Linked DNA regions of Homo sapiens: region 1 is linked to region 2. Evidence: chromatin loops called from intact Hi-C (ENCODE). Cell type or tissue: endothelial cell of umbilical vein. All regions are shown on one strand. Each heading gives the region's core, and the rest is flanking DNA. Links, peaks and the distances in the headings are about the cores only. Region 1 overlaps IPO11 (importin 11). Region 2 overlaps IPO11 (importin 11).

The links. Hi-C counts contacts between places; a loop is a spot of excess contacts. Peaks named below come from ENCODE experiments on the same cell type or tissue, not always from the same donor. Only the 100,000 strongest peaks of a DNase experiment are listed, where the experiment ranks them.
Region 1: it touches region 2 in a loop (2.4-fold over the local background); 15 of 110 quality-filtered maps call a loop at or near these places.

The regions. Positions count from the first base shown.
Region 1 is chr5:62,624,940-62,630,325 of GRCh38, reverse strand. IPO11 (importin 11) reads right to left here. Exons shown (of 30, transcript NM_016338.5): 30 at 1,744-3,172. The coding sequence ends at 3,008. IPO11-LRRC70 (IPO11-LRRC70 readthrough) reads right to left here. Exons shown (of 4, transcript NR_073584.1): 4 at 1,737-3,172. Among named protein-coding and RNA genes, the nearest start is that of LRRC70, 49 kb to the right of the region's middle. In endothelial cell of umbilical vein, for the core only: no CTCF peak of the experiment used is centred there; no DNase peak of the experiment used is centred there.
Region 2 is chr5:62,457,791-62,463,176 of GRCh38, reverse strand. The region is part of intron 5 of IPO11 (importin 11); the gene reads right to left. Among named protein-coding and RNA genes, the nearest start is that of IPO11, 48 kb to the right of the region's middle. In endothelial cell of umbilical vein, for the core only: a CTCF peak has its summit at 2,501 (motif pointing left); a DNase peak (open chromatin) is centred at 2,376.

The sequences.
Region 1 (5,386 bases), core at 55-5,054, 170 kb before region 2:
ATCCTCAGATGTCTGCTAAAGTATTTGGAGATAAAGGGTTTATAATAATAAACTTTTGTAGTGTTTGTACTTTCAAATGGTTAGCGAAAGTACATGTGTGTATATGTTAAGTATATTTATATACAGATACACATATATAAAGAGAGTAAATATGGCAAAATGTCAACAGTTTGGTAAATCTAGATGATGGGTATATTGGGGTTCATTATACTATTTTTTTCATGCCTCTGCAGATTTTTTTCTTTTCTAAAGTTAGGAGAAGAAAGTATTTTGGTTTTCATGACATGCATCTTACCTTCACTAGCTCTTCAACTTTTAAATTTCTATACAATAGGCTTATGACTTGGAGAAGAAGAAAAGACAACAACCCTTAGTAGGTGAGCCTTATGTTTTAATTCATGGAATTAGAGATTAGTCGTGAGGCTACAAAGATCCAATATTTTCAAAACCTGATGATTTTTTATGTTAGAGTGACTCCAAATTGATGCGAGTCTGGAGTCAGGGAGTTACCCAGTTCCAGTATAGTGCCACTGACGCTTAAGTAGCCTCACCAAACCATGCCATTAGGGAGCAGTTTTTAAATAACTATCAAATTATACAGTGACAGCATCATTTTATTTCATACACAATCTCCTTCCCCTGCAGGCCAACTGCTTTAGAATGTGCACTTCCATTGGAACCCCTATTTTCTTACAGCATGTCGGCAAGTCTGTGTTCCTAATCAACTGTGAAATTTCATGAAGGTGGGTACTCTGTTCTAATCTCAGAATGTGGTACAGCATTATGGCATGAAACAGAACTCAATAAACACTAACTGAATAAAGAAATGGGTAAAATAAAGATTAAAGCGAGGATTTTTCAAGAAAAATTGTATCTTTTTAAAAATTGTATGCAATAATGTGGATTCTCTAAAATGACTAGTAGGAGAGAGAGGAGGGACCAACTTATAAGGAAGCTTTCAAATGTTATTGTTAGTCACATGGGCCTTTGTGAGAGGGTTGGGAGAAGTCTCTGGAATAGAAAATAAATAGAAAAGGAATATGTTTTTGGAGTATAAATGATCATTACCTTGTTTCAGGAGCCACAGTTCACCCAGAGGCCAGAGGCCTGGCTGAGTTGTTTGTCCTAAACTTAATATATTTGCTATATAGTTCTGTTAATGAATAGAATTCTGTAAACCAATAATTACACTTTATGTCTTAATTGAGCACTTAGAAATTCAAGATACATGAATTATTTTTCTGAGCTATTTACCAAGCCTATTTAAACTTGTGAGTTTTAAAAATGAAGCAAACTCTTTCCCTGAGATAAGCTTTTTACTTCTTTTGCAAGGTAGCTATTTCAGTAATATTTGGTATGGCACTATAATGAAATCTGTCAGGAATTAGAAGGATGAGTACTTTACTATAACTGAAAAATGAGCATGTTTGAGAATTTCTGATAACACTAATGAGTTAGTGTTTCAAATGAAAATAATTAAGTCAACAAAAAGAAATTCTTCTTGGATCAGTCTTCAGGACTGAGTAATACTGATAAAGAAATATCACTTGAAAGGAGCTTTTTGTCTTTAAATGAAGATAAATTAAAAGGGTAACTAGGATTTGCCACCTGCAATACTGATACCTACTAGCACAGAATCAAAGCTAGAGTATAAAAGAAAATTCTCTATAAGTCACTGGGCAATTTTTAAGAACTCATTTTTTGGGGGGAGCAAGAAAAGTAGTCAGACAAATCAGTCCAAGGTGAGGTATCTTTGGAAAATTTAATTTGGACCATATTTTCTTCCTCTTTCTGAAAACATCAAATATCCCCATACAGTTTGGGTTCCACAGCTTACAAAGGGGCAGTGGGTTTCCCGCAGTTACATACTGTACCCAACTTTCTATAGAAAGATAAAACATTTTCCAACCTTGCTTTTGAGTATTTCCTAAAAAATGCTTTAAAGTTTCCTTACAATAAATGGCAAGTAAAACAAAGTAAGGCTTTTTTTTTCTCCTTTTCCCCTTTTTATGTACTGCATGTTCGAGGAATAAGGAAGGAAGACTAGTTCCATCAGAGTACTAGTAATCCTAGTACCCTGGGGATTACTGCTGGATCCTCCCAGGTATACCCCTATTATTGAGGCCCTGATGCACCCCTGCACTGAGGAACCTGAGAAGGGTAAGTACTAAACAGTCTGTCATAGCCACGTGGGACTGTCACAGCACAGGTGGGACTGGGAGTCGCCCAGTTCTTCTCGGTGCTCACAGGAGTAACAAAGGAACTAGGACTAAACCATAACCAGAGGTCTCCCACGTGGTACTACAGTACCACACGTTCACTTTTGTGGCCCTTACAAATGCACATTTATAGACCCAATGTATTTACTGGAAAAAAAAAGAAAAAAATGCCTTTACTAATTTCTGTATCAAATTATTAGAATGAAAATAAAAGCATTTGTCTGATAAAACACACTTTCTATGTTAGATGAAAATAACTCCCTTGCAAGATAAGCTTGGTAATGTGTATTTGTCACTATTTATATATTTTTGCTTAGTACACACATTTCTTTAATAGCATCATCTGAACAGCTTTGTCATTTTTCAAACCTGTAGTTTCATTAGCTTAAAAAAAGGATAAGGCAGCCAAATTTAATGAATTTTGGTTGCAGAAAAACATCTCAGGTATTAACTCTCATCTTCAAATATTAAGAGCACATAATTAAAAGATAAAGTTTCTTCTCTTAACAGGAAACTAAGCAGCTATTGTCATCAAATGTACTTTTACATGTACTTTTTAGTGAAGGGCCCCCTCATAAATATAAAATTAAATTCTTTTGAGGAATAGGTTTGTGATTTTAGTTATGCAGGATTTACATTTATCCTTTACATTTTGTAGTAAAAAATGTGTGGTCTTTGCTTATTTTCATGAAGTGATTTCTTCATCTCAGCAGGCTCTCACATACAAACGGCAGGCTGGGTTACTCAGCTTGTTTCTGAAAGGGGAGGCAGCCACATGTCATGTGCTCTTAGAATCCTTGCAAAAACTCCTGTAGCTGGGTGACAATCTCCGTATCCACTGTTTCCATGAGGGACTGGAAACCTTGTTCTCCTAGCATCTCCTGCTGTGCCTTGAGCTTCTCGTAGATGAACTGCTGCAGTGACACTGTATGAACAGGGTCCTTCAGGGCCAGCTGTGGGATACAGAGAGGAGCAAGACTGTCAAAAAAGCAAAACAAGTCTCTCCTACCTGCAATTTACAAAAGTTCTTTGTAATCTCTTCTACAGTAACAAAATTGCTTCTGCCTCTCTTCTCACACAGATTCTGTACTAATCTCATGGTGGAAAAATCTGTCAAAGAAAATTTCATTCAATTAGTCTTAACTTCAGTTCCCTAGCGCCCCCTGAACATGTTTTCTGATCAGGCATTTCTCAAGAGCTGGGGGACTCATTCATTTAAAGCATCAAAGCCTAGTAGAAAGCATTCTAAAAGAAACAGAACATGCTGAAGAACATTTAAATACAATTGTCCAGCATTCTCCTTAGGAAGATAGGGTAGGGTAGGCCACTGTGGCAACCCAGTGATGCCCTCAGGATCGAGAAAGGAGACAGTGTTTGCCCTACCCTGGATTGCAATACTATTTAAATTCCTGTATATGCTTCTGGCTGAAAAAAAAAAAAAAGGGACTCCTCGTCTCCCACTGGGATATTTGGAAAACAAAAGGAGTGTAATTTCATGAAAAATAACCCAGAAGTCCACTCCTTAAAGATAACAATGACAAAAGAAAATATTTTGGCTTCTTCTATCCCTGTGGTATGCACATACATACATATACATAAAACACACCTGGACCCAGGCTAAGTGCAATGTGTGATATACCCGATTGAATCCTGCAACCAAGAGTGTTACCGGAAAAACTGGTAAAATCTAAATAAAAGTCTGGAGTTTACTTAATAATAATGCACCGATGTTGGTTTCTTAATTTTGATAAATGTACCATGTATATTTGGAAAATGTAGGGCCAGGCTCGGTGGCTCATGCCTGTAATCCCAGCACTTTAGGAGGCTGAGGCAGGCAGATCACAAGGTCAGGAGTTCGAGACCAGCCTGGCCAATATGGTGAAACCCCGTCTCTACTGAAAATACAAAAATTAGCCTGGCGTGGTGGTGCACGCCTGTAGTCCCAGCTACTTGGGAGGCTGAGGCAGGAGAATCGCCTGAATCTGGGATGCGGAGGTTGCAGTGAGCTGAGATCGTGCCATTGCACTCCAGCCTGGGTGACAGAGCGAGACTCCGTCTCGAAAAAAAAAAGAAAAAGAAGAGGAAAGAAAAATGTAACATACAATGTTAACATTAGGAAAAACTGGGTGAGGGGCACATGGGAACTCTTTGTACTATTTTTGTTACTTTCCTGTAAACCTAAAAGTATTCCAAATTAAGAAGATTACTCTAAAAAATGGACTCAGCAATTAGAAAAGTATACCCCTCTGTGGCCATTTGGTATAAGGACAAACCACTCTACAACTGACATCTCATCTTATGTATTAGCTTATATAAGTGTCTAATAATAGAATTTCTAAGCAGCTAGGCCTGTGTTCAATTTTGAGATAAAAGCTGATGTCTCCAAGCTCTGAATGACATTCAAGGTTAGTTTTTCTCAAGTTAATGACTTCATCACAACTAGAATATAGATCGGAAAAATTCCTGGTTTTGTTCTCTTTCCATTACTTCCATATGCTCTTGGCTTCTAAGAAAGTATGTGATCATTTAAGAAGTATTTCCATTGAAATAGTTAAGATAAAATTAGGAACCTTCAGAAGCTTCAGTCATTAGCAAGAGATAATTACCCAGAATTCCTGACTCTGGGGTAACACCAGATAAATGAAGTGTTAATAGCCAGATTCACTTCTAAAGTCTACACATCGGATTTTAATGAGCACGTGGCTCAGTATTGCTTAATTTTAAAATTATTACTCTAAGACAGAATGGTTCTAGTTGAAGTGTGTATCAGCAGTTCCCTCTGTTGGTAATGACAGCCTTTTGACATATGCTTCAACCTATGAAGTAGTCTTCTAAAGTGGTTCAAGATTTTAGTTTCTGTGGGGCTACTTACAAATTTCTTTTTGAGATTTCTATTCCTTGAAACAAAGTTTCCCATTATATTTCACTACATTAATAAGCAATTTCACCCAGCAAGAATTTAGTGAATCAAAATCTTTCATTTTCCTTGTTATGTGGCATATGTCATTATTCACTTTTTAAGCCTATATGCCCAATTATAATTTTTCAGAAACTACTTACTGTAAAGTTGTTTTGTCAGAGGCCTTTGAACCGGTGCAACTCCATCTTTTTTTTTTTTTTTTTTTTGAGTCTCTCGCTCTGTCGCTCAGGCTGGAGTGCACTGGCGC
Region 2 (5,386 bases), core at 288-5,287:
TCGGCTACTTGCAAGGCTGAGGTGGGAGGATCATTTGAACCCAGGAGTTCAGGGCTGCAGTGAGCTATGATCACACCACAGCACTCCAGCCAGGACAAGAGTGAGACACTGTCTCTAAAAATAAATTGAATGTTTTTCTTATATATACACATATATTCATATACATATAAGTAATATATGTGTGTAAATTAGAACTAGTCCCATTCACTAGTCGTAAGAGCCATAGACCTTTTATCTAATTCTCAATACCCCCCACTACCACTACATGCCAGACTCACTGAAAAAAAAAAAAGGATGGTGACAGTAACTATCCCCTAGTTCCTCAATTAAAAGTAAGATTAAGCTTGAAAAAGAAAAAAAAAAGAGTCAGCCAAATAAAACAGGCACAGGCTCAAGAAAGAAAACATTAAGGGAGAATTTGCCACCCTACATAACCACATATTTTGAAATTGTGTCAGATTTTTCTGAAGTATTTTATAGTGGCCGGGCATAGTGGCTCATGCCTGTAATCCCAGCTACTCAGGAGGCTGAGACAGGAGGATTGCTTGAGCCCAGGAGCTTGAGGTTGCAGTGAGCTATGAGTGTACCATTGAACTCTAGCTTGGGAGACAAAACCCTGTCTGTAAAAAATAAAAACAGTATTTTTTTTAATAATGGTAGCAAAGGGGCAAAACTGTTCTTTTTTTTTTTTCAGGCATTGCTTCTGTTACCAGAATATCTCTTTGCAGAATTCTACCACTTGCATACACACAATGCAAATCACAGTAGACATATTCAACATAAAATCCTCCCCACTCACCTACAAAACAAAGAATAAAAAGTACCAAAGAACATCTCTGAATACTATACCAAAGGTTGTTACTGTGACAAGACTGAATAAAAGGAAGCATTTAAACATGGTGGACTCAAAGTCATTAAAAAAAAATTCTATTCTGTTCCATAAAATCATCTCCTTTTCTATTTATCATTTGACTCTAAAAATGTGTTAGAAAGTTCAGTAATTCAGTAATTCCACTCTATTTCACCTTAAGCAACTTTCAATTTTGAAATTTTCATCTCTACTTCTCACAAAAATAAGTAAGATTTATAGATATTAATGGCAAAGTTAGATCTCGATCTATTAATTAATTCTTCCCTCTTTCTGTCCCTAGAAAGTAATACTTAATATGAGAGAACTACAGGCTAAAATATCTCAAATCTGAAAACCCGAAGTATTTGCTTCAAAATCCTTAACTTTGAGTACCAGCACGATGCTCAAGGGAAATGCTCACTAGAGTGTTTCAATTTTCAGATTTTCACATTTGAGATGTTCAACGTAAGTATAATGTAAATATTACAAAATCTGAAAAAAATCTGAAACATTTCTGTTCCCAAGCATTGCAGATAAGAAGTACTTAACCTGTACTTTAAGGACTACAGATACGAAAAGCACATAAGATGCCTGGCACACAGCAGGTATTGCTAAATGAAGGCATATAGCATTTGAGACAGAAATTTAAAAAGAAACAATAGTATGGAAATTTAAAAACAAAAACCTAATAGTCAAGGACATCAGGCATCTCTTAAAGTTCTAATTCAAGACTCTCTAGCTAGCCTACGAAAGGTCTCTACACAAATGGCTGGAATGAAGAAGCAACGGCACTATCTTTCGACAAACAGCCTCTCCTTAACCAAACTTTAGTGAGGCTTTTCTGAATCTTTGTCCTAACTAGGCTTCTACTTTTGGACTTCCAAAATGTCTGTTCTTTGCGTCACCCAATTTTAGCAAGAAATCTTGCTATGTTGGTTTAGCCAGAATCCCCTATCCTTGACATTGATATCATCAATATCTCATCAGGTTGCTTTCGGCAAGAATCCTATTAGGTCAGTTTGGCCAGGAACCCCCTCTCATCCCTGATGATTCTTTTTAGTAATTTTCCATCCTCTCAACCCCCCATCCCCCCAACCTCCCACCCTTTCCATCCCTGCTCCTTGGCAATAAATTCCCACTTTTCCTTGTATTCAGAGTTGAGCACAATTTCTCTCCCCTACTGCAAAACCCCACTGCAGTAGTCCCATCTGAATAAAGTCTGTCTTATCATCCTTTACAAGTGTTTGAAAAGTTTTTCTTTAACACCTTTCAGCCCTTTACCTTTCAGTAAAAGCAGGGAGAGAGATAAAGAAAGAAGAAACAACAGGAATAAAGAAGAAACCACAGGAAGTAACCATTGCCAACTAATATATTCACAAGCCCTGTATACCTCCTATCTGCTCCAGAAAACACCAACTGATACATGCTTACAGAAGGCTCAGCTGGAAAAGAGTAAGTAATAAAGCAACCAAGTAGGAGAAATAAAAATATTTTTTTCTACATGTGATTCTAAAAATGTGGAGGGGGGAAGGAATATTCAGTGAGACAATATGCAAATAAACTGTTTAATGAAACATGTTAGGTACTAGTTCATGAAACCCCCAAATACTTAACATTTTCTATTTCTAAACCAGAAGAAACAGTGCCACCTACTGACTGTTTAGTGGCTGTAACTGAGAAGCCCAAAGCCTTGACTCCAAAGTATCAAAAGCTAACCATTACACACTAAGTATTTTAGCATTTCAAATATTCTTAAACTTTTTTAGCCTCAGAATTGTTGTCTTCATAATTTTCCCTTAAGAAACATTAGCACCAAAAAAGTTTTACATCAAAGTTCATGTATTAAATAATTCATCACGAATACTGAGACAAAAAATATTCGCTATAGATGCCCAAATCTGCTTAGCCTGAACCTAATCAGCAAGGTATATTAATCAACAAATGTAGGAGGCAGAGCATCCTACAAGACAACTAATCTAGTTTTTTTTTAACAAGTCAATGGCATTTTTAAGGGGGAGAGGGAGGAAGTCAATACTATTCAAAATTAAAAGATTTGTAAGACATGTCAAATGCACCTTATTCATTTTTCTGGCTCAAGCCACTTGTAAAAATGTGTTTGAGAACAATCTAGAAAACTGGATAAAAGTATTAAATGATATTAAATTACTTTTTACTTCTTCAGGATGATAAAAGTTAAATACTTAAAAAATAAATCTATCTTTTCACAGATAAATGTTGAAGAATTTAGTTAAAAAAATATTTAAATTCCTTTAAAATAGCTCAAAAAAAGTCAGAAAGCAAAAACAGCAAAATGTTGACTATTAGATCTAGGTAATAGTTACATGGCAGTTAATATTTTTCTTTACTTTTCCATGTTTTTAAAATGTATTTTCAATTTTAAAAACACCTGTATTCTTAACAATAACTAAAAAGGTTATTTTAGTAATAATCCGTTTTTTTGTTAATAAGGCTTAAGTAGGCCAGGTGAGGTGGCTCAGGCCTGTAATCCCAGCACTTTGGGAGGCCAAGGCTGGCAGACCATAAGCTCAGGAGTTCGTGACCAGCCTGGCCAATATGGTGAAACCCCTGCCTCTACTAAAAATACAAAATTAACCAGGCATGGTGGCACACGCCTGTAGTCCCAGCTACTTGGGAGGCTGAGGCAGAAGAACTGCTTGAACCCGGGAGGCAGAGATTGCAGTGAACCAAGATTGCACCACTGCACTCCAGCCTGGGTAACAGAGCAAGACTCCGTCTCAAAAAAAAAAAGGCTTAAGTATAAATTCGCTTCCACTTACCTATGACATAAATATATATTAAATTACCAAAATGTATCAAGCCAGAAGCTTTAGTAGGTACAAGATCTATCTCAAAAGCAATTTCCAGCCAAACTGCTGATGTCTCTCAACTAATATTTATTTATTTATTTATTTATTTTTGAGACAGAGTCTCAAAAATGTCAATGAAGGAATGTCAATGAAGGACATTCCTAAAGACCTATAGCATTTGTTACTTACATGCTTTTTAAAGTAAAATCTAATTTTCATTTTGTTTTCAAACCTGCCAGTGATATAGCTCAGGCCCAGGAGGGACACTGTGGCCCATCTTTCAGTTCCCTAAGTCTCTTATCCTAGCAACAGCCTTACGCCTCTCTTCAGCCACTTAATGCCTACACACTGTTCTCATGTATCCAAAATATCAACTCAGTAAGGAGGAGGAACAAAAAAAAAAGAGTAAAACTACTCTACTCCCTGGGTGGGCCCTTACCTTTCCACAGCTCTATCTCAGGCATCCCGTGAAGTGATTGCATAGAGTAAGAATCCAAATATTTGTCAGATAAATAGATGGATGGGTAAGGTATAAATCAGCACTGTTTCAAAAGCAACTTTTAGATACTTGGGGGATAGTTTTGGAATTTTCATTCTTATTCCAGGCCCTTAACTAGGACTCAGACAAGAGGCTTTATGAATCAATACAGGAAGAGTACGCACCATGCTATATTCAAAATCTCTTCTGTTCAGCGCACAGCTCTTTTCTTTTGAACCAAGTCTGTCACCTTGAGTCTCCTCCACTAAAGTAACTTCCCACCAAAAAGTTCTTTTTCACCTTGATACTAATATAAGCCTAGACACACACATGCACAGGCTCAAATCCCCACAGGTTCACAGCACAAATGACCCTTTAAGAGAGTCACTCTTTAAATAATGCACTTAAAAAGCCAATATAGGCGGGGCGCAGTGGCTCATGCCTGTAATCCTAACACTTCGGGAGGTCAAGGCGGGCAGATCATTTGAGGTCAGAAGTTTGAGACCAGCCTGGCCAATGTGGCAAAACCCTGTCCCTACTAAAAGTACAAAAATTAGCCGGGCATAGCGGCATGCACCTGTAATCCCAGCTACTCAGGAGGCTGAGGCAGGACAATCACTTAAACCTGGCAGGTAGAAGTTGCAGTGAGCTGAGATTGCACCACTGCACTCCAGCCTGGGTGACACAGCAAGACTCAATCCCCAGGGGGAAAAAAAGCCACTATAAAATTACACAGAGCAAGAGATAAGAAACAGAATCAACATGGCATTTAATGTACAATTAAAATCAACAAAACAAAAGTGAAAATAAGATCTATTAAACCTATTTGATGACTTGCTCACAAAGGCATTTATCTTTTTTTTTTTTTTTTTTTGAGACAGAGTCTCGCTCTGTCGCCCAGGCTGGAGTGCAGTGGCGCGATCTCAGCTCACTGCAAGCTCCGCCTCCCCGATTCACGCCATTCTCCTGCCTCAGCCTCCCGAGTAGCTGGGACTACAGGCGCCCACCACCACGCCCAGCTAATTTTTGTATTTTTAGTAGAGACAGGGTTTCACCGTGTTAGCCAGGATGGTCTCGATCTCCTGACCTCGTGATCCGCCCTCCTCGGCCTCCCAAAGGGCTGGGATTACAGGCGTGAGCCACCGCGCCCGGCCGGCATTTATCTTTTAAATAAATTTTACAGCACTGTAAATATCTTACAGGCTGGAGCTACACCATGGAAGTGGCGCC